3 separate regions of the Homo sapiens genome follow, and regions 2 and 3 are each linked to region 1. Evidence: chromatin loops called from intact Hi-C (ENCODE). Cell type or tissue: GM12878. All regions are shown on one strand.

What was found. Peaks named below come from ENCODE experiments on the same cell type or tissue, not always from the same donor. Only the 100,000 strongest peaks of a DNase experiment are listed, where the experiment ranks them.
Region 2: a loop joins it to region 1, with 2.1 times the contacts of the local background. A loop is called at or near these places in 4 of 110 quality-filtered maps.
Region 3: it touches region 1 in a loop (4-fold over the local background); 6 of 110 quality-filtered maps call a loop at or near these places.

What each region holds. Positions count from the first base shown.
Region 1 is chr22:39,906,690-39,914,689 of GRCh38, forward strand. All of the region lies in intron 1 of GRAP2 (GRB2 related adaptor protein 2), which reads left to right. Among named protein-coding and RNA genes, the nearest start is that of GRAP2, 9.6 kb to the left of the region's middle. RefSeq lists an enhancer at 3,493-3,802. In GM12878, no CTCF peak of the experiment used is centred here; a DNase peak (open chromatin) is centred at 3,622; H3K4me3 peaks cover 4,858 bases; H3K27ac peaks cover 3,980 bases.
Region 2 is chr22:39,957,012-39,965,011 of GRCh38, forward strand. GRAP2 (GRB2 related adaptor protein 2) reads left to right here. Exons shown (of 8, transcript NM_004810.4): 4 at 3,044-3,163. TMA7B (translation machinery associated 7 homolog B) reads left to right here and starts at 3,386. Exons shown (of 2, transcript NM_001396013.1): 1 at 3,386-3,908; 2 at 6,909-7,894. The coding sequence starts at 7,364. The coding sequence ends at 7,558. RefSeq lists enhancers at 180-239, 2,032-2,533. In GM12878, no CTCF peak of the experiment used is centred here; DNase peaks (open chromatin) are centred at 100 and 4,590; H3K4me3 peaks cover 923 bases; H3K27ac peaks cover 698 bases.
Region 3 is chr22:39,857,117-39,865,116 of GRCh38, forward strand. ENTHD1 (ENTH domain containing 1) reads right to left here. Exons shown (of 7, transcript NM_152512.4): 3 at 4,649-4,891. Among named protein-coding and RNA genes, the nearest start is that of ENTHD1, 33 kb to the right of the region's middle. In GM12878, no CTCF peak of the experiment used is centred here; DNase peaks (open chromatin) are centred at 2,935, 3,285 and 3,590; H3K4me3 peaks cover 1,270 bases; H3K27ac peaks cover 2,641 bases.

The sequences.
Region 1 (8,000 bases):
TTTTCTCCACACCCCCCAGCCTTCTAGAACCACGGGCTTAATGTGTCGGCCTACAAATGGTTCATGATTTGTGTTTTTTGTCTAGTGCTTTATGGGAAAATATTAGAAACAAACTGCTGAGAACTCAGTAGGAACTCAGTAAATAATAAGTAGATAGTTCTCTTGTTAAATATGATTTTAAAGAAACTCTTTCTAAATAACTAGGAAATATTACAAGGGAAGTACAAAGTGGGGTGGAAAGCCTGGCTGACTTGTAATTTGAAATTTCTCTTCATCATTTTATAGGTCACACAGTTTAACCCTTTATAAAACAAAATGTAAAGTCTGATAGCTGAAAAGGCTCTCCTCCGCTAAATAGATTTGTTTGAAAATATAGATCATTAAATCGGTAAGAATAACAGGAGAATCTCAACCAAACATTGAGACAACTAAGAAAATTGTCTAAATCTAATACCTTATATCAGTACTTTAAGTTGACCATAAATACGCTGATATCCATAGCACATAGGTTCTTACTGGCAGTGGTGGGGTGGGTGGGGGAAGGGGAGTGTCACAGACACATTCAAGATGTCAACGAAAACTATGAAAACTCTCCCCAATGGGGAAAAAAAACCAACGATGCCTAGCACTTATCCTACGCAACTTTGTACAGAATTTCCGTGGGAAATTCTGGTGTCCATCCATCATAAATCACCTGGTGTCCACCCATATATCCTGAATAGGAAAAATTGTCTTTCTCTAGAGTTATTGTACACTGATCCTGATGGAGCTTTAAAAAGAGTTGTCGTACAGGCTCATTGACTTTGGGAGGACAAGGTGGGAGGATTGCTTGAGCGCAGGAGATTGAGACCAGCCTGGGCAACATGGTGAGGCCCCATCTCTACAAGATATTCTTTTAAAAAATTAGCCAGGCCCAGTGGCCCGCACCTGTAGTCCAAGTTACTCCAGAGGCTGAGGCAGGAGGATCCCTTGAGCCCAAGAGATCAAGGCTGCAGTAAGCCGTGTTCACACCGCTACACTCCAGCCTGGGCAACAGAGTGAGATCCTGTCTCAAAAAATAAATAAGTAAATAAAAAGAGTTGCCATTATCTTGTTTGATCTGGCTATGATCTTTGAGGTAGACAGACCACAGATTTTACCTCTCATTCTGCAGAGTGGGAAAAGCAAGGCTTGGAGAGTTTCCGGGACTTGCTCAAGGTAATTTGCTAATGTCTGCCGGGACGTAGCACCAAGCCTGTCACGCTGTAGGCTGGGCCCCTTCCACAACACTGGTCCAAACACAGGATTCTGGAGATGCAGGAGCCCTCGATGGGCTTCTGGAAAGCTGAATTCTGGCTCTACCAGAGCTACCCACGTGATCTTAAACAAGTCACCTAACTTCCCTGAGCTTCAGTTTCTTCCTTAGTCAAGTGAGAGGTTAGACTGTGTGTTCTCTGAAGCCCTTTGATTTTCTGCAGAAAACCACCTAATCCCACTGGGTCTGGGAACAGAGGGAAATGACCTTTTCTGCCATAGATGGCAAGACCCTTCACCCTTCCCTGTAGGGCATAAGAGCTGGCATCCAATTCTTAACGGATTCCCTTGCAATGTCCAAATCCCATTAGAAACTACAAACATCTCAATAGTGCCTTTGTGGGCTGCTTGGGTGTCATGCCGCTGGCTGCCTCACTTGCTGCAGGGCTGACTGTCCACATCAATTATACTCCAACCCTGTGCTCTGCAATGGGCAGACATCCCATGAGATTTTATTACCCCTCTTGGGTAGTTCAGGGAGTCATATGGAAGTAAATAATGCTGATGGGCTTATTTTGGGCTGATAGATCCTTATCCTTCTAAAGAGGTTATGCCTTTCAAAGGGTACAAAACCTTCTCCTTGATTTTTTATTACGAACAGTTATATCCTTTAATGTCCCAGAATTGTTCTTGGAAGTTGGAGACTCACAAGAGGGCCTGCAGCTGTGAATGCAGAAGTCCTGAGACTAGGGGAGGACATCACCACTCTCCCTTGGCCTTTGGAGTCATCCAAGCTAAGTGCTAATATTTGTGATTAACAGGTGTTGATAGGAAATTGGGCCCCTGTGTCTCAGTCTTTTTGTGCTTCAAATTTTCTAAGTGAACTTCAGGCTGGCAAGTGGAGTTAGATCAACTTGTTGCAGACAGTATCATCTGCTCGGTACCGTGTCAGGTCACTGGACTGTGGGAGGTTATACTGACCAGTGATGAGAGTGACAGAGCATGAGCTTGGCTCCCGTATCCTGTGTTCTGTGCTCAGCCTCACAGATGACTCACTGTGCCTCATCGACTCCTCTGTCCTCGAGTGAAATTATGCCATTCTTTAACCCACTATACAAGAGACTTTTGAAGATTCATGTGTGGCTACCCCCAACAATATCTCATTTGTACAATGCAGAACATGGTGCTTTCTTGTGTAAACAAACTCATTTTGTGGAATTTTTATTTTCTAGATCAATATTTTTAAATAGACTACTAATTCATTTTATAAACCGGGTACTATAAGATTTTATGAGTTGACACTTGGTACCCTGTAAGTATCCAAATAATCAAAGAAGGAGAAAGTGTGAAGTCAAGGAATCCCCTAGCTGAAAAGAAATTCCCAATACCTGGAACAAAAAAGATGGAGCTTTTAGAGAGCAGACTTTTTCTCCAGCAAAGATCCACAACTTCCATTTTTAAATGTAAGACGTAAGGGAGATTTATGATACAGCCTACTTTGTCAGATCATATTATTTCATAAAGTGAAGGGTCAATTAGGTGTTATTATTATCAAGAAAGCATGCTGTAATGCTTCGTCTTGTAGATGCTGTAAAAATTACCTGTCTGATTACTTTAATTCATCTTTTGGCTACTGTCTGCAGAAATTCACTCAGTCCCTAGCTCACAGGTATGCAGACGTACTGAGAACACTTTGGGAAATAAAAGCAAAAAAAACATTGGGTCCTTTCCCCTAAGGAATGAACAGTGTATTTGGGAAACTAGGAAAAACAAACAAACAAAAAAATGGTACCACAATGCAAAACTGATGAGGAGATTAAAAAACAGCTCAAGATGGAGATTTTTAGAAAGAACTTCTTGAAGGAGGTGCATCTGTAGGCTGAGAGAGATGGTTTAGCAAGCAGGCATCAATGCATCCACAAAGCTTTACACTTCAAGGAAATCATAGGAGAAACAGGGTCTTCTTTGCTGAAGATCTGTTTATTTTGCAAACAACAAAGAGTCAGAAGAGCCATGTGAAGTTTCCATGGGGAATCCAGAAACTAAACTTCTGCCACTGGAAATTACCTCAAGATCTTTTCCCAGATAGCCTGCTCTTCCCCTGCTTCCAATCATGTCCCTCAAAGTCTTCTTTTTCAAGCATAAATATCCTTAGTTCTTGTAACCACTCCTCCTATGAGGCAGTTTTGCGTGCTGCCATTATTTTAAGCACCCGCCTCTGATTGGACTCTAGCTTAGGGCCTCCCCTAAGTCACGGGACTCAGAACGGAGCAACGCTCTCCAGGAGTGATCTGAGGATGCAGAACACCATGGGGTAGTTGCCTCCCTTGATCTGTAGCCTATACTTCTATTAATATGGCCCATGATTGCATGAGCCCTTTTGGCACCCATGTCACACTGCTGACTCATATCGAAATTGTGGTCAACTAAAACCCATGAGTTCCCATGCACTACTACTAAGCCAGATCTTTCTTTCTTTTTCTTTTCTTTTTTTCTTTTTTTTTGAGACCAAGTCTCGCTCTGTCGCCCAGGCTGGAGTGCAGTGGCGCAATCTCGGCTCACTGCAACCTCTGCCTCGTGAGTTCAAGTGATTCTCCTGCCTCAGCCTCCCGAGTAGCTGGGATTACAGGCGCCCGCCACCACGCCCGGCTAATTTTTGTATTTTTAGTAGAGACGGGGTTTCACCATGTTGGTCAGGCTGGTCTTGAACTCCTGACATTGTGATCCGCCTGCCTCGGCCTCGCAAAGTGCTGGGATTACAGGCATGAGCCACCATGCCCAGCCAGATCTTTCTTATTCTGTACTTACACTGTTGATTTAAAAAAAAAAAAAAACCCTAGGACAGAGGTTTAAATGTAAAGACATTTATTTCTATTTCACTCGATCATTTTGATAACAACTTGTCCAAATCTTTCAGAGCTAGGGTATTAGCTTCCCCTCCCTGCAGGTGAGTACTTACCTGCTGGTGCAGCTAATCTCATGATGGATCTCTGGCCTCTAAAGGGCCAGAACTTCATTGTCTCTTTCCTATCCATAAATTCTCTGCAACCGTGGATGAATCTGCATCCTTAGACAAACTAGTGGGCCTCAATCTTCCTAAGTAAGATAGGAATAAGTGTGAATGGCCATTTCCTCCTTGCGGTGAGGATATGCGACAATGAGTTCGATGTCTGCAAAACCCTAAGGAAATGTCACTCAGAGGCAGCATTAGATGAGGAGAGAAAAAGTTTATTTCAGGCTCTCAGCAGCTTTCAGAAGACTTGATTATCCTGATCACTACGTGTGAAAGTTAATGACTTCATTTTTGCAGTTATTTTAAAAATATAACTGGTTTATCTGATTTTTGGTTGTAGTAACATCACGTGATGGTCAGTATCATTTTACACATTATTTGTAATGTGAGCAAGTGCCATAAAGCATATCTGCAAGACTCATTTAAAATGACTCTCTTCCCTCCATCACCTCCCCCAGCCCCATCCTCAACTCTACCCTCTTCTGTTTGTAATACGGGACTACAAAGATCTTATAGTTTAGGTTTCCGTCAGACTTTTGGAAACCTTTAAAAGACTTACCAAGCTAGCTTAGAAGTTCATAGATTTTCATCCCTGGCCAGCGCAGAGAGCTCACAGGTAACTTGTATAATATTTATCATTTCAAGCTCATAGAAATGTCATATTTCAAAACACATCCCTGAGAGCAGTTTTTTTGTTCCTTATAGACAGGTGCAGGGAACATCCAAATTTTTCTAGTCTGCCATTCTAATGCACATTGTGATGTTGCTCTTGTGACCCTATAATTATTAATTTTCCAGTAGCCCCTCCCCAACCTTTCACGTGATTTTTAATCCAGGGCCTGGGCACTCGTAGCAGAGTGTGATCCTAGGACCAGCAGCAACGGCACCGCCGGGGAGCCTGTTAGAAGTGAGGATCTCAGACCCTGCCTCAAACCTATTGAATCAGAATCTAAACTGTGAAAAAATTCCCCTGGTGATTCTTATGCACAGTAAAATCTGAGAAGAACAGATCTAGAGTGAAGGGATTTTCACTCCCATTTTACCCGCTGTAGACCTTATGTTGTAATACAAAACTTACAAACTTCCATTTGGTGTTTATTAAAAGGTTAGAGTCCTTAGTTAAAATGTTACCAGATTCAAATGTTCTGTTTATATATTCAGCTATTTCTCAGTGTATGTAACTGGCTTTAAAATACTCTTGTTGACCAGGCATGGTGGCTCACGCCTGTAATCCCAACCCTTTGGGAGGCCAGGGTGGGAGGATTGCTTGAGCTCAGGAGTTTGAGGCCAGCCTGGGCAACATAGCGAGATCACATCTCTACAAAAAATTAAAAATTAGCCAGGGATGGTGATGCATGCCTGTAGTCCTAGCTACAGGAGGCTGAGGCAGGAGGATCACTTGAGCCCAGGAGTTTGAAGTTGTAATGAGATATGACTGAGATACTGTACTCCATCCAGCCTGGGTGACATAGTGAGACCTTGTCTCTGGAAAAAAAGTACTCTTGCCTTTCTGGGTTCTTGTGGAGCAGGGGTTCTCCCCCACTCCCACCAGGGACATTTGGCAATGCCAGGAAACATTTTTTGTCACAGTTTGCAGGGAGAGGTCCTACTGGTGGGTAGAAGCTAGGGATGCTGCTGAGAATCCTACAATGCACAGGATGGGCCCCCACAACAAGGACTTAACTGGCCCCAAATGTCAATAGTGACAAGGTTGGAAAACACCAGTATATGATTTATAAAGACTCAGATGTGCGACCATAAACCATAGAATGCCACAGGAAAATAGAGTCACGTGGCATGTCACTATATGACCAGGCAAAGAACAAATAGACCAGCAGTGGCCGGAGTGATGGTGGTGGGGTTGTGAGTGGCAGGGAATGGAAAATCCAGCCACAGATGAAAGGAGACATCTAGGACCAATGCTAACTGGTACTCCGTGCACAAAGGCAGTGAGCTCTAGAGGACAGGGCTAAAAGGCCGGTCACGGTGGCTCACACCTGTAATCCCAGCACTTTGGGTGTCCGAGGCGGGTGGATCATCTGAGGTCAGGAGTTCGAGACCAGCCTGGCCAACATGGTGAAACCCCGTCTCTACTAAAAATACAAAAATTAGCTAGGCATGGTGGCGGGCGCCTGTAATCCCAGCTACTCGGGTGGCTGAGGTGGGAGAATCGCTTATACCTAGGAGCTGGAGGTTGCAGTGAGCAGAGATTGCACCACTGCACTACAGCCTGGGTGACAGAGCAAGACTCCATCTCAAAAAAAAAAAAAAAAAAAGAGGACAGGGCTGATGTTCAGGGACTGGACACCAGGTATGAGCCCCAGGAGGGGTGGAAGGAGGTGTGGGAGAAATAGAGAGAGAGAAGGCTTCAGTTCTAGAGTGGATACCAGGTATGATCTCAAAATCGTGTTAGACATGGAAAACAAGAAAGGATTTCAAGTATTAGCATAGGAGTACACAGGCAGATTTCAGGTAAATCCAGTAAGATGAAGACTCAGGAACAAGGCAGAATCCTGCTTGCTAGAACTGGGGCGCCTCAGAGCCAGGCCAGCAGCAGGCATGACCGATGCTGAGTCAGCCAAGTGTTCAACTAGAGTGAGCTTCTTAAATCCCTCCCAACTGAGAAGGGGCTTAGTGCTGAGTCTACAGCATGGTTGACTTGCAAGAAGGGGTCAAGGGCTCCCAGCTATGGAGAAAGGTAGACCAGAAGTAAGCCAGAAGTAGGCCAGTGACAGTGGCCACTGAAAAATCACGGGATAAGAAATGGAACAGAACTCGAGAGGTCCTCTGGGTCATTCCCCTACTGCAGCGTGCACCTAAATCATTTCAGAAAGATTATCTACGCTTCAACTTTAACATTTTCAGAGAAAGATTTCTTAAAGACCAGTGGGTGCCTTATAATCCATCGAAGTCACAGCTTCTTCCCCATTTCTAACCCTAAACACCTCTTCCTGGGATGTAAAGCGAGTGTCTTTCATCCCACCCTGCACACAGTGTGATTTCTATCATTCAGTAATGATAAAGAACACAAACTGCCGTCTGCAACTGCCAAGCACAGCCACCCCTTTTCCAGGCTAAAGCATCTCAATTCCATTAGTCTGTTGCCCTGAGAGTCTCTCCCTGACCTTTTAATCCCCTCATTATCCTCTGGACCTGCTCCAAGCCTTGCCTGCTTGAAATAGTTACCACCAAGTATGTATTTGTTAAATAAAAGCTGTGTGCAGACTGCCCTTTTGCCATGGAACACAAAGGAGGAGGAATATAAAAGAATATACACAGTTTTGTTGGTTTTTATTAGTCTCTCTCCTCTCTCTCCAAGGAGTTGTCAATCTTCTCTGCACTTATAGTCTAGTTGGAGCACTAGTCCTTAGGCTAAATTCCACCAAAACATTTTGGTTGTTCAGCAAACGCTTTCACTGTGACCCTCACCTAAGAACAATAGAGTACACCATCAAATGGGATAGCTCTAATGTGAATTTAGCTCTAAATAAAACTAGGATAAATGCATTTGTTCAGTTCTAGAGAAGGCATCATACTGTCCTGTGGATTTTTCATTTCGAATGAGCTGCAAAACAAAGTTCTTTTCCATGGAAAGGATTTACTCAACTGAATTCACTCACTTTGCTGTAGCTGGATTAATCTCATTTCACATCATGTCTCTAAGTAGAAAAGTAAACTGATTTACAGCAGGCTAAGTGGATATGTTGATGCATCCAACATCAGTGAGATTTATTCCAACTAGATTGCAACCAGA
Region 2 (8,000 bases), 50 kb after region 1:
AGCGGGGGGAAGGGGAAATTCTCTTCCTAAAGAGGAAATGAAAAATTGAGATTGGGCTTCGTTTGTCTCAAGAATTGACCACAAGGGTTAGATAGAAATCTAATCTTGCCTCAGAACCAGGGTCTAGCTCAAAGAGCAAAAGCTTGTTAGAAAACCACAGTAGTATTGGTGACTCCAGCAAGGTGCAAGAGCACCAGTCTTGGTAAACCTGAACTGACCACCAAACCAAGAGAATGACCACTGACCTTGACGGAACCCTTGATGCTGCCCAGGAATCTGCTAGGTGACCTCTGCATACCCCACGTGCTCCTCAAACCTTCAGCCCCTCCGTGCATCACTCTTAGCCCGTGACCTTGATTCCAGGTTCTCTGGAACAATGAAAGCCACCAGAAGTGAAGCTCCCAGACCCCCCTCCCCCACCGCATCCACCTGCCTCCTGCAAGTGTGCTCAAACAGTCGGCCTTTCCTGCAGCTGGCTGGAAGGAACTGTCACTGCTTCTAGCAGAAATTCTCCTCTCTCTCTCTTCCACGTCAACCTCCTTTCCCTCTCTGCTGGATCATTCCTGTCAGCAAACACACACGCTGCAATTTCTCCCAACTTACCAAAACACAAACAAACAAAACCAAACCCAGAGGCCAGGTGGGTTTTGTTGTGGCTGATGCCTGTAATCCCAGTCCTTTGAGAGGCTGAGGGAGGAGGATCACTTGTGGCTAGGAGTTTGAGACCAGCCTGGGCAACATAGCGAGCCCCATCTCTACAAAAAATTTTTAAAAATTAGCTGGTCGTGGTGGCATGCGCCTATAGTCCCAGCTGCTTGGGAGGCTGAGGCAGGAGGATCGCTTGAGCCTGGGAGTTCAAGGCTGTGGTGGACCATGATTATATCACTGCACTCCAGCCTGGGCAGCAGAGAGAGACTCTGTTTCAAAGAAAAAAAAAATTTAAATAAATAAATAAATCAAGAAAATTCTTAATCCCAAATCCCCTTCCACTTGCCACTCCATCTCTTCAAAAGGAGTGTGTGCATTTGCTACTTCCAACTCCTCATCTCCCGACCCTTCCCACCAGGCTCCCCATGGGCTGTAGCTCCCAGGGGTCATCTCAGCATGACCTGCCCTGGGGATCCCCCCTCCCACTGGAACACCTCTTTCATTTTGGCTCCAGGACGTCCTTCCTCCGGTTGTCCTCCCACTGCCCTGGCTTCTCCTCCTCAGTCTCTTGTGTTGGTTCCTCCCACTCCCCAGTCCCCTATAGGTTTAGAATGTCTCCTTTTCAGTGAGGTCTTTCTCATCACCATACCTTACATTAATCTCCCACCCACAGCGCCCCATCTCTCCTCTCAGTTTTCATGTTCTCCACAGCACTTACCATCATCTGGCACGCTTCAGATCTTAATTATTTTGTTCTTTTGTGTGTGTCCCCCTCGACTAGAATGTAAGCTCCCTGAGGGCAGGGGTGTGTGTCTGTTCTGCCCACTACTGTGTCCCCAGTGCCCAGGAGGGGCCCAGCACAGTACTAGATGTTCAGTAAAGCTGTTGAATGAATGAATGAATGAATGAACGAACGAATATGTATTATTGAAACCATGACCACTCATGTCTAATATGCAATGTGTGGTGATTTTTACAAATCTTTAAAGAAGCCCCCTATCAGATTGCAGTCAGAGGACAAATGTGTATTTCCTAAATCCCCTTCACTTCTGAAATGTTTCCTTTGCGATATGGCTGCTGTGGTGCATACTCCATTCCTCTTCCCATCCCCATTACATTTCCCACACGTGGCAGTGGTGTGTGTGGTGGCCTCTTGTTTAGCCCTGTAGAATTGTGTGGCAAATACTCAGGCAGAATCTCCAGGCCACCAGAAACTGCTGCTTTCAGCCCTCTCAGAGCACAGCCAAACTTCCCCCTCAGTCCCAGTGGGGGACTCAGTCTCCAGTAAGTACATCCTTCCTGCTACCTATGTCTCAGTTTCCCAAATTCTAGAAAGCACAGAGAATTGCTCACAAAGGAATCCAAAGCCAAGGCCTGACGGGCTTTTATCTTAAAGGAACATGCGTATGAGCCTTCTGGTGACAGCAATTAGAGCAGCCACCTTGAAGCAATGTGACACAGTCCCACCTTTGGCCGCTGAGTGATTGCAGACACTCATTTTGCTTGTCTGTGGTGGAGAGAGGTCTCTGGCCTCCTGCTTTGAGGCTGCAGCCACAGCTTGCCTGGCCCTGTGTAAGTGTTTGACCTATTTCATACATGCCACGCTGTATGCAGCTGTACCTCCAGGGGCTGCCACCCTGACCATTCTGCTAAAAGAGTAATTTCTCCTGTTTCTTCTTTTCCACAGTAAAGATTATTTCCCAGCCTGGATTTTTGGGGCAGGCCCAGGATCTGGTTGTATAGACGCCGCTCTCTGGCGGCTGCCAGCCTCGCTGATTTCCAAGCATGTACACTGGACTCCCTAGGAACACTGCAGCCTCTGCTAGGCACACTGAGCAAAGCCCCCTTGTGCTCCATGCCAGCCTAGGTAACGTGACGCCCTGGGCTGTAACTTTCCTTTAATACCCAGGGAGGAACCTCTAGGCCACTGAGACCTCAGGGCAGGCATGAGCACCCCAGGCCCTGCTCAGCCGGCTGCACCTGGTTGGCTCCAGTGCCTGAAGCCTTCCCTTCCCTCCCCAGTGCATCCTCTGTCCTCGCAGCTCTGGTCTATCTCTTCCGCAGCTGCCGGCAGGCGGCTGCTTCCTGCAGTGAGTCACTCCCACACTGCCCCATTTTGGTGCAGCGACACATTTCCATGATTCGTTTCCCAGGCTGGAGAGAGACTTCTCCTGGAGAGAAGGAACAAAGAGGGTGAATCAAGGGGAATGCTCCCTCGCCTTTCCTGAAAGCTGCCTGGAGCACTGGTTTGATTTCAAACAGCACCTGGTCTCTCTCTGCTCCCTACTGTACAGAGTCCCCAGCCTCTTTCCCTCTGGGTCACCTCTTCTCCACGTCTCCCTCTTGTCACTCCTGTGTCTCATCCTGATCCTTTTGTTTGATCTCGCCCCCACAGATGGTTTCACGAAGGCCTCTCTCGACACCAGGCAGAGAACTTACTCATGGGCAAGGAGGTTGGCTTCTTCATCATCCGGGCCAGCCAGAGCTCCCCAGGGGACTTCTCCATCTCTGTCAGGTACTGACCATTCCTGACACTGCCTTGGCCCTTCTCGGCCTGTTAACCTCACAGAATGCTGAAGCCATGAAGGGACCTCTGGAATATGACCCAATGGTCAGAAGCATGGTGGCCTAGGGGCCAAGCATGGCAGCAGCTTCACAACCTGCTGCTCCCAGTGCCTTCCCAAAACATGCACACACCACTCTTTAGAACACTGGTGTGTGTTTGAAATTATTTCTACGCCCATCTGCCTCCCCTTCTAGCCCAGGTGCTTCTGGAAGGGCAGGATTTTCCTCTACTTCATCTTTATGCCTTTAACAGTGTCTTGCATAAAAGAGAGACACTCAGTGAGTATTTGTGGAAGGAAGGAGGGATAGGAGGAGGAGAACTCCCACTTGTCCAGATCCATCTGGGGGTTTAAATCTTAACCTTTTCTTTTATGATTGATGCATATCTGAAGAAGAGTCAGAGAAAAATAGAAATCTCAAGTCACTGCTGTAGGATATACAGGGGCGGAAAAGTTGTGGCACCTTTCTTTGCCCATCAGAGGAGTCACAGCTGACACTCCTACAAGACAGGTTAACAAGAGGAGAGTGGACACATTTATTTAATCAAAGACTTGTGTGACACAGAAGCCTTCAGAAATGAAGACCCAAGACCCAGGGAAAGCCGTCTATTTTTATGCTTAGGTTTGTCAAAGGACAGACAGCCCTGTAGAAATGGGATTGGACAAAGGGGGTTTGATCTAAGGTAACAGACTGAGGTAGGAAACTGAACAAGGCCTGTCCCAAGTCTTCTTTTTTTTTTTTTTTTTTGGAGACAGCTGTTGCCCAGGCTGGAGTGCAGTGACGCAATCATTGCTCACCACAGCCTCTGTGTCCCAGGCTCAAGCCATCTTCCCACCTCAGCCTCTCAAGTAGCTGGGGATACAGGTGCACACCACCACACCTGGCTAATATTTTTTTAACTTATTTCTTTGTAGAGACTAGGTCTTACTGTGTTGCCTGGGCTGATCTCAAACTCCTGGCCTCGAGTAATCCTCCTGCCTTGGCCTCCCCCATAGTGACCCTTCTAGTCTCTCTGACCCACTGTGGGGAAGAGGAATTCTAATTTCTATGACTCACTCAGGGGGAGAAAGAGGAGCGGGAGACAGGAGGGCAGGAGAAGGCCAAAGGAAGACTTTGCTTCCAAGGCTGCTTCTGAAACCTTCCCATCTCCTTTGGTTCGAAGCACTCAGCATGCCAAGGGGTGTCGTTTTCTGAGCCCCAACAAATACATGTATAGTTGTAGGCAGCTGAACAAAAAGAAAGGCTACTTCAACACAGTACAGTACAGCAAGACCGAAAACCACAGAACAGAGGGCCAGGAGTGGGGGAGGACTGTAACAGCGAAATCTCACTAAGGTGCAGCAACCCATAGGAAGTGACTCAGTCCACGCGTAGACATTACACAGCCCCAAACTCAGAAGCCCAGTTCGGAACACACTGTGTGTGGTCAGCATGTTGAGGATCGCAAGTCACGTATCAGACTTCACCACATGTGAAACTGCAAGAATATAATGCTGTTAGCAGATCAGGAGAAGTACAGCAAAACCTTACTGTCAAGTTATTGGCAGGAAATACCGATCTGGTTTATTCAATATATTTTGAAAGGCATAAAGCTTTGTTTTAAGGACAGAAATCCAATCTCAAGTAATAAACTGTGGCCACTTTGCTGTTTAGAAAGAATGGATATTTGAAAGGATAGGTAGGAAGGACTTAAAAATAACAGGTCAACAATTTGTATGCATACATACCTTTAAAGTGGTCTCTTTAGCATTGCCCTTGCAATCTTGCTTAAACTCTTTTCTTCAGTAAAAACTTTATTTTCATAGCTTGGAGAATGGTTAACTTTAGTTCAGGCCAATATTGATGTATCACAAATTCTAATCTTGTTAGGTCTTAATTAATGAAATTTCGCTCCATTAACATATATTACAAGTCAGGGTCGGGCGCCGTGGCTCATGCCTCTAATCCCAGCACTTTGGGAGGCTGAGTTGGGAGGAATGCTTTAAGCCAAGGAGTTGGAGACCAGCCGGGGCAACTAGTGAGACCTCATCTCTACTAAAAATAAAAAATTAACCCAGTGCAGTGGCGCATGCCTGTGGTCCCAACTACTTGGGAGGCTGAAGTTAAAGGATTGTTGGAGCTGGGCGGTTGAGGTTGCAGTGAGCCAAGATCGATCGCACCACTGCACTCTAGCCTGGGTGACAGAGCAAGACCCTGTCTCAAGAGAAAAAAATTATTTACATATATTATATACATATATTATTAGAAAAAACAATTATACATATATTTAACATGCGTGTATATATATTACAAGTCAAATCTATTTCTTAAGCCTCCCCTCTTTACCCCATCATAAACTTGACCAAGTAATTTGTTAGACTGAGGGGTATCTCTTGGGCCTTTGGTTTGCATGAAGATGACTCTGGCTTTTTCAGCTAGAAACTATGGTTTTTGTGGTTTCGTTGGTTTTTTGAGACAGACTCTCGCTCTGTCGCCCAGGCTGGAGTGCAGTGGCGCAATCTCGGCTCCCTGCAACCTCCGCCTCCCAGGTTCAAAGCAATTCTCGTGCCTTGGCCTCCTGAGTAGCTGGGACCATGGGTTCGCACCACCACGCCTGGCTAATTTGTGTGTGTGTGGTTTTTTTCAGTAGAGACGGGGTTTCGTCATGTTGGCCAGGCTGGTCTTGAACTCCTGGCCTCATGTAATCCACCCGCCTCAGCCTCCCAAAGTGCTAGGATTACAGGCGCGACCCACTGTGCCCGGACCCAGAACTATGGTTTATATTTCCTTAATTAAAGTGAGTTCTACAAAACAGTAGGCCTTGACTTCTACCGAAGTCTTCCCCTGATATTCAGGCGATGAAGCTTCTAGTTATGGTGACAATTACCGTAATCCTTATCACGTCTTTGCAGAAATGTAGTATAATATTTTCCAAAGCAAAATCATTATTAATTATTTTTACATCTGTCATGGGCACAGATAATTAAGAGCTAATTGTAGTTCTATCACTCAGCATTTGTTAAGGGCCTGAAACACCAGATTTTGGAGTCCAGCGCCCTGAGTCGCATCCTTTCCTTTGTTCCTCTTCAGGCTTGAGACAATGGTCAGGCCATCCTCTCCTTGTAGACCCAGATAACCAGCTGCAACCCTCACACCCATCCTTACAGCTTATGAGAGTAAAAGGGTCAATGTTTCACACTCTGAGTTCTTTGAGGTGGTGGATGAAAAATTATAATATCACAAGAATATTTTCTCCTCCTCACCTGGATGTGAAGGATAATGACTTTGAGTTGATCCATGTTGTCTTAGAATGAAGAAAGTATCTGTTGGTGGCCAAAACCAAGGGGAAGACCACAAAGTGATTGCAATATGTTGATTACCACCCGAAATCAGTCAAGCAAGAGGCCACTTGTACAACCTGTGGCTTCACCCAGCTATGAGCAAATCCCAGCACATAAGATGAGATTGAGGGTCAGAATTTCCATCTCCTTCTTAACACAGGTCCCTAAATCCATCCCTAAGAAACCTCCATGGTCAGGCGCAGTGGCTCACGCCTGTAATCCCAGCACTTTGGGAGGCTGAGGTGGGCGGATCATGAGGTCAGGAGATCGAGACCATCCTGTCTAACACGATGAAACCCCGTCTCTACTAAAAATACAAAACTTAGCCGGGCGTGGTGGCGGGCGCCTGTAGTCCCAGCTACTTGGGAGGCTGAGGCAGGAGAATGGCATGAACCTGGGAGGTGGTGCTTGCAGTGAGCAGAGATCACGCCACTGCACTCCAGCCTGGGCGACAGAGCGAGACTCTGACTCAAAAAGAAACCTCCACTTACTCTCAGAGGTATCTTTACTCTCCGAGACCCTTTAAAATTCTTGACCTTTCTTTTACATCAGGCAATTGGCATCACTAGTGCCAGTTTATTTTTAGATATAAATGTATGTCTGTTTGAAAAATAAACTTTACATCCAAAAGAGAATGACTTGGCAATGAAGTAAAACTGGATCTAATGGTAAAGGCTCAGCCCACCCTTCCTAGATGGATAAAATCCATTTTCTCTAGCCCTGGTTCGAATGTGTCCCATCACTTGTGAGTCCAGACTGGCAACAAAAGGTGCTGATCTAAAAGAAGTTATCGTCCAGTGGCAGGGTCTGGGGAAGGGGCGGCAGGCGCCATGTCCAGCCACGAAGGTGGCAAGAAGAAGGCACTGAAACAGCCCAAGAAGCAGGCCAAGGAGATGGACGAGGAAGAGAAGGCTTTCAAGCAGAAACAAAAAGAGGAGCAGAAGAAACTCGAGGTGCTAAAAGCGAAGGTCGTGGGGAAGGGGCCTCTGGCCACAGGTGGAATTAAGAAATCTGGCAAAAAATAAGCTGTTCCTTGTGCCTAAGGAGACGGTGACCCTTTATTTCATCCGTATTTAAACCTCTCTATTCCCTCCTATAATATCTTTTGCCACCTATAGTTGGAATTAAGTGTCGTCTTGGAGCTGTTGTACATTTAAGAATAAACTTTTGTAAAAAAAAAAAAAAAAAAATCTTCCAGTGGCTCATCATCTCTTTAGTTGTTTTCACTAAGTCATTCCTACCATAACTGTGAATTTAAAGTAAAACCAGCTCAGAATCTTGCCAGAATCTGCTCTTTGGTCGTTGTTCTACCCTAAACTTTGTATCACCTGAAATTAAACCAACTCATTTGAAAGAAAAAAGAAGTTATCATGTTTAGGTGGCGTGACAGGCCAAGCTCACTAGACTGGAGTCAGAGACTCAGGGTTCTGGCCTCAGCCCTTACTCAGCAGTGACCTTGACCAAGCC
Region 3 (8,000 bases), 50 kb before region 1:
AAAGATGGAGAATATCATTTTAGGTTTAAAAACGCAATCTGTGGGGCTGGGCGCAGTGGCTCATGACTGTAATCCCAGCACTTTGGGAGGCTGAGGCAGGCAGATCATCTGAGGTCAGGAGTTCGAGACCACCCTGACCAACATGAAGGAACCCCGTCTCTACTTAAAATACAAAATTAGCCAGGCGTGATGGCGTATGCCTGTAATCCCAGCTACTCTGGAAGGCTGAGGCAGGAGAATCGCCTGAACCCTGGAGGCAGAGGTTGCAGTGAGCCGAGATGGTGCCATTGCTCTCCAGCCTGGACAGCAAGAGTGAAACTCCGTCTCAAAAAAAAAAAAAAAAAAAAAAAAAAAAGCAATCTGTGACTACAAAACAATAAACTAGAATTTCTTGCATGAATCATAAAATCAGAGTTGGGTTACTTCTGTATCAATTTAGGGATTCATTTCTTAAGCTTACGATTCACCAGGCCAAGTTTGCTCCAGTTTCAGAGCATCTACCCTGCTGTTCCCTCTGCCTGATATACAGGCACACCTTGAAGATACTGCGGTGGGCTGGGTTCCAGATTACTGCAATAAAGCAAATATTCCAATAAAGCCACTCACACAAACATTTTTGTTTCCCAGTGCATATAAAAGTTATGTTTACATTAGACTGCAGTCTACTTAGTAGACTAAGTATGCAATACCATGCTGCCTAAAAAATATATATACATAATTAAATAATACTTTATTGCTAATTTAAAAAGGCTAACAATCATCTGAGCCTTCAGCGAGTCTTCATCTTTTTGCTGGTGGAGGGTCTTGTCTCCATGTTGAGGGCTGCTGATAGATCAGGGTGGTTGCTGCTGAAGGTTGGGAAAGCTGTGGCAATTTTTTAAAGTAAGACAACAATAAAGCCTGCAACATCAACTGACTCTTCCTTTCACAAAAGATTTATCTGTAGCATGTGATGCTGTTTGATAGCATTTTACCCACAGTAGAACTTCTTTCAAAATTGGAGTCAATCCTCTCTAATCCTGCCACTGGTTTATTTACTAAGTTTATGTAATATTCTGAATTCTTTGTTGGCATTGCAACAATGTTCACAGCTTCTTCACAGGAGTAGATTTCAACTCAAGAAACCATTTTCTTTGCTCATCCATAAGAAGTATCTCCTCATCTGTTCAAGTTTGATCATGAGATTGCAGCAATCCAGTCACATCTTCAGGCTCCACTTCTAATTCTAGTTCTCTTGCTATTTCCGCCACATCTGCAGTTCCTTCCTCCACTGAAGTCTTGAACCCCTCAAAGTCATCCATAAGGGTTGGAATCCACTTCTTTCAAACTCCTGTTAATGTTGAAATTTTGGCTTCCTCCCATGAATCACAAATGTTCTTAATGGCATCTAGAGTGGTGAATCTTTTCCAGAAGGTTTTTAATTTACTTTGCTCAGATCCATCAGAGGAATCACTATCTATGGAAGATATAGCTTTATGAAATGTATTTCTTCAGTAATAAGACTTGAAAGTTGAAATCACTCCTTGATCCATGGGCTGAAGAATAAACACTGTGTTTTAGCAGGCACGAAAACAATATTAATCTCCTTGTACATCTCCATCAGAGCTCTTGGGTGACCAGGTGCACTGTCAATGAGCAGTAATATTTTTAAAGAAATCTTAAGGGCACTAGGATTTTGGGAATGGTAAAGGAGCAGTTGGCTTCAACTTAAAGTCACCAGTTGCATTAGTCCCTAACAAGAGAGTCAGCCTGTCCTTTGAAGCTTTGAAGCCAGGCATTGACTTCTCCTCTCTAGCTATGAGAGTCCTAGATGGCATCTTTTTCCAACAAAAGGCTATTTCACCCACATTGAAAATCTATTTAGTGTAGCCCCCTTCATCAATTACCTTAGCTAGATCTTCTGGATAACTTGCTACAGCTTCTCCATCAGTACTTGCTGCTTCACTTTGTACTTGTGTGTTATGGTGACAGTTGCTTTCCTTGAACCTCATGAACCCACCTCTGCTAGCTTCAAGATTTTCTTCTGCAGTTTCCTCTTCTCTCTCAGTCTTTGCAGAATTAAAGACAGTTAGAACCTTGCTCTGGATTAGGCTTTGGCTTAAGTGATAATGGGGCTAGTTGGATCTTCTATCCAGACCATGCAACCTTTCTCTATAACAGCAATAAAGCTGTTTCCCATTCTTATCATTCCCGTATTCATTGGAGCAGCACTTCTAATTTCCTTCCAGAACTTTTCCTTTACATTCATAACTTAGCTAACTGTTTGGCACAAGAGGCCTACCTTTCAGCCTGTTTCGGCTTTCAACATGCCTTTCTCACTAAGTTTAACCATTTCTAGCTTTTGAATTAAAGTGAGAAACCTGCGACTCTTCCTTACACTTGAACACTTAGAGGCCATTGTAGGGTTATTAATTGGCTTAATTTCAATATTGTTGACCCTCAGGGACTAGGGAGACCCAAGGAGAGAGAGAGAGATCGGGATCAGTGAAGCAGTCAGAACACACATGACATCTATCAGTAAGTTCACTGGTCTTCTACAGCCATGGTTTGTGGTACCCCAAAACAATTACAACAGTAACATCTAAGATCACTGATCATAGATCACCATGACACATATAATAATAAGGAAAAAGTTAAAAATATTGCAAGAACTACCAAAATGTGACACAGACACAAAGTATGCACATGCTATCAGAAAAATGGTGCCAATAAACTTCTTGGGTACAGGATTGCCACAAACCTTCAATTTGTAAAATATACGTTATCTGTGAAGTGTAATTAAGCAAAGTGCAATCGATCGAGGTATGCCTGTATGTGGGTTGCTCCCTCACTTCATTCAGGTCTGTTTGAAGATTCACTTCCTCCAAAAGGCCCTCTCTCATTACGTGACCTAAAATAAACCCACCCCTGTCACTCTGTTCCCTGACCCTGCTTTCCTTTTCTTTACAGGACTTGTTATTATCTGACATATTTTATGCTTGTGACAGAGACATCCCAGTCTCTACCACTAGAATGTTAGTTCCATGATAAAAGAAAACTTATTTTACTCACTCCTATAGTTCCAAATTTCTGCTGAATATCCAAATTTTAAATAAATTCAATAATTATGTGTTTACAATGAAAGAAGAAAGAACTGACAAAAGAAAGGAAGAAGGAAGAGTAAGAAAGGTAACATCGAAGAAGCAAAAGTGGGGAAGAAACTCTGGATGAGTCATAATTGGTTATTCTTCTCTGTTACTCTGTTTTTAGCATCAGTTTGATTTAAAGGCTCCCATGAGAAAATTTCAGAATGAGTGGCTGTCTCTTTCGGAGATTTATTTCAAAAGAATCAGATCCCCTAAAGATCCCACCACTTTTAGAAGCCGGTAGGTAGTATTTGCTACTATAATTACAATGGCTACCCTCTTATAATGTCTCTCTCCAATCCCAAGTGTGGATGTTCACTCTATGTCTCACTGGGTGAACGTTTGAAACTCTTGATTAAGACAGAAAAGTACCTGAATGATTTTTAGCAAGCTTAACTTGTGTTGGTATTACTAGTAACATTGTTACATTTTTGCACTTAACTGACAGTTGGAATTATCTATTTGTACTGAATACAAAGGGACAGTTCTCTAAGTCACATTTCACTAATGTTTTTGCTTCCTCAAGCTGTCCATTTCTCATACACAACTTATCAACAGGGTTTCTACTGGAGAAGTTAGAGCAAAATGACATTTTTTAAAGTTTTAGCAAATTTGGTAGAAAAGATGATAGCATTTTTCTACTCATGTCTATTATAACATTATAAATAAATCCCTCTGTTATAAAAGTTCAGTAGTCCATATTTAAAGTTTTAAGCAAAGGAAAGGGTAAAAGGTATTGTCCTAGAATAATTTTAGAGCACTTTTAGGATTCTGAAGCATACTTTAGAAAATTTCAATTACTTGATTTATGTTACAGGATCAAAGAGACCTCATACGCACATAACTAGACACCTAGTCTTAGAAAACTGTACTCCTTCACTTTCCAGTTAAGGATAAAAAACTTAAAATTGAATCACGATGCCAAATAGGGTAGTCACTAGTTTAATACCTTAAAAGCTCAAAAACATTTTATTTGAATCAAAGATAACTGCATTCAGAAAACAGTCATAAAACTGGGCTGGGCACAGTGGCTCACGCCTATAATCCCAGCACTTTCGGAGGCCAAGGCAGGAGGATCACTTGAGGTCATGAGTTCGAGACCAGCCTGGGCAACATGCTGAAACCCTGTCTCTACTAAAAATACAAAAATTAGCTGGGCATGGTGATGGGTGCCTGTAATCCCAGCTACTCAGGAGGCTGAGTCAGGAGAATTGCTTGAACCCAGGAGACAGAGGTTGCAGTGAGCTGAGATAGTGCCACTACACTCCAGCCTAGGAGACAGAGCAAGATTCCGTCTCAAAAATAAATAAATAAATAAATAAAGCAAACAAATAAACTTTAAAAAGGTCATAAAATCTTCTATTGAATATTCTTCGTTGTTGTTTTCTATAGTATGAAGCCTAATATGGTAATAGTAATACTAAATAATATTAATAATTTAGTACTAAAACATAATATTTTATATTTTTAAATCATTTTTAATGATACCTGTTGCATTTTAGGCCAATGTTCATTATACGTACTTTTATTATGTAACCTTCCAAACTTAGGAAGCTTATACTTCTTCTCTGAAGCAGAAATATCCGGTGTGGGGGCAGAAGTGCACGCTGTCAGTGAGTTACTTGAACCAAGTTGTCTTTTAGAAAACAATATAGAGTGGGAGGTACGCTGTCTAGTCCGACATGCCACTTCCCTCTCTTTACACAGCAATGGTTCATCCATCAGCAATGTGATGACTTGCTTAGATTTTTCCCGGATATAATAACCTGAAAAATACATTGACTCTGCTTAGAAAAGGAAATACTAGTTAAGGCTATAATTAATTTTTTTTCTACAGAAATTTTTTTAAAAATAAAAATCTCAGCAGTGAAAAAACCTGCAGCAAATAAAGAACTACTGATAAGTATATTCCTTTTCTTATACTTTAAAAGGTAAATAAGTCATTAATATATGATAAAATTATATACTGGCATTACATTTTTCACTTTAAATACATTATTGGATTTTCCTTTTAAAAGCAATATATGGCTGGGTGCGGTGGCTCATGGCTGTAATCTCAGCACTTTGGGAGGCTGAAGTGGGCAGATCACGAGGTCAGGAAATCAAGACCATCCTGGCCAATATGGTGAAACCTTGTCTCTACTAAAATACAAAAAACTAGCTGGGCATGGTGGCATGTGCCTGTAGTCCCAGCTACTCAGGAAGCTGAGACAGGGGAATCACTTGAACTCAAGAGGTAGAGGTTGCAGTGAGCTGAGATTGCACCACTGCACTCCAGCTTGGCAAGAGAGCGAGACTCTGTCTCAAAAAAAAAAAAAAAAAGAAAGAAAAAGCAATAATACTTTGCAATAATCAAACAATATAGGCATACAAAGAAGGGGTATGAATTAGATCTAGATATACTGACCTAGATGTATGACCAGGACACATGGTTAAAGATTTAGAGTAACATACACAATAGGATTTGAAGCTGTAACATATAGAGGAAAAGAAATCACCATATATGTACACGGAAGAGAGAAGCAGATAAAGAAATACATACAACTGTGGTTTGAATGTATCCCCTCCAAAATTCAAGTACTGCCAATGTGATAGCATTAAGAGGTGGAGCCTTTAAGAGGTGATTATGCCATGAGGTCACCTCCTTTGTGAACAGACTAAAGGTCCTTATAAAAGAGGCTTCCCACAGCATTTGTCTCTTGCTTGCCTTCCACCATCGCCTTTCGGACCTTCTGTCACATGAGGACACAGCATTCCTCCCTTCCAGAGGATGCAGCATCAAGGCGCCATCTTGGAAGCAGACAGCAGCCCTCACTAGACAACTGAACCTGCCAGTGCCCTGAACCTGGACTCTCCAGCCTCCAGAACCATGAGAAAATAAATTTCTCTTCTTTCTAAATTACCCAGTCTGTGATACTCTGTTATAGCAGCACAAGCAGACTAAGACAGATAGACAGACAGGCAAGAATATAGGAAGGCAGGCAGGCAGGCAAACAGATGGCATACTCAGAATATTGTTAACATCTGTTACCTTACAGGGGTACAGTTGGGGTGGGACAAGAAAAGGGAGAGCAATTGGCTTTTCTCTGACGTAACATCCTATCAAAACAATTTGCTGCTTTTTAACAGAGTGACAGAGCACAGTCAAAGACAAGAATTCTAGTGAGAGTGATAGCTCTGTCCTTAACCATCTGTGTGACTTTCAGTCAGTCAGGTGGTCTATCTGGGCCTGAGTCTTCTATCTGAAAAGCAGCACAAGCAGTATCTGTATGGTTGAATTCCCAGATACAAAGGTACACTGTAACCTATAACTCACTCGAATATAAGGTATTACTATTTTTTCAACCTTCTTCCTAGAAAAACGATAAAGGAAATCACTTACCTTTCTCCATCTTGGGATGAACTCACAAACATGGCTTCCCAAGCCACCTTTCAAAAATAAACTGAAAAGTCCCTAATGATCCACTTGTATGTTCATTTTGGGCTCTAGGTGTGATGAATTAAAGTATTAATGTTTTCTAACTATAATTTACTAGCAGTGGAAGTGATGAGAAATGGTCAAATTTGGGGTATATTTAGATGACAGTGGCCAACGATGTTCTCTCACTGCGGGTCACTTCATTAAGGACTGGTGTGGACAGTGTCAGCAACCTTTGCTCAAGTTGCCATCTTTTCCAAGATTATTTTATCTAATCTCACTTCTTAGTTATTTCTTCCTTCCAAATCTACTTTATAACTGCTTCAAATCATATCATTCTAAACACTCTTAGCTTCCTATGATCAGTTTGCATTCCATAACCCGAATTTCCACAATGTTTTGGGTAACCATTCAGTGTCGTGTGATAAACAGAAGTCGGCTGTGAATTTTAGCCTTTGGGAACAATATGTCAGACACTTATCTTTCCCCTGAAAAATGGACAAAGATTGGTTTTGGAGGCACAAAGAACATGTTTTCCCATTTTTAACATCAGGAACTCATCTCCTTCCACCTTCCCCCTCATTCCTTCTACTCTAGCTACCCTGGTGCTTTATTCTGCAATCCCACCAAGCTCTTCATCTACTTAGAGCCATGTTTTGGCTGTTGCTTCTGCCAGGAACTCTTTGTGTGGCTCTATCCCTGATTCATTCAGGTCTCAAGTGTCACCTCCTCAGAGAATCTCCCTTCTGCCTACCCTTTCTAAAATAGCCCCACCCTCATCACTCTCTATTCCTTTATCCTGCTTTATTTTTCACATTCGCATTTATCATTACCTAATATTATATATTTATTGGTTTACTTATTTATTGTTTGTTTCCTCACCAAAAATATAAGCTCCATGAGGGGCAGAGAAGTCTCATTTTAGACACTGATATCTTCAGTGTCTGCAAGAGTGACTGGCACACAGTAGATGCTCAGTAAATATTTACTGAGTGACCAAGGTGGATAGATCACTTGAGGCCAGGAGTTTGAGACCAGCCTGGGCAACATGGTGAAACCCTGTCTCTACTACAAACACAAAAGTTAGCTGGGCACGGTGGTGCACACCTGTAATCCCAACTACTCAGGTGGCTGAGGGATGATAATCGCTTGAACCCAGGAGGCAGAGGTTGCAGTGAGCTGAGATTGGGCCACAGCACTCCAGCCTGGGTGACAGCGTGAGACTCAGTTTCAAAAACAAAACAAAAAATTTACCGAGTGAATTAATCATAAAGGAATAAATTACCAAAAAGCTGCTAATTTTCTTCTTGACATAGTGTAACTGGAACCAGATTGATGAAAAATACTAAGTCAATTTACAACTTAGCTGCCTAAGACAGTTGCTTGGCCTGAAATAATTTCTTGTAACACTGCTCTCATTAAGTTAGAACTAGAAATTATAGAATAGATATGAAATA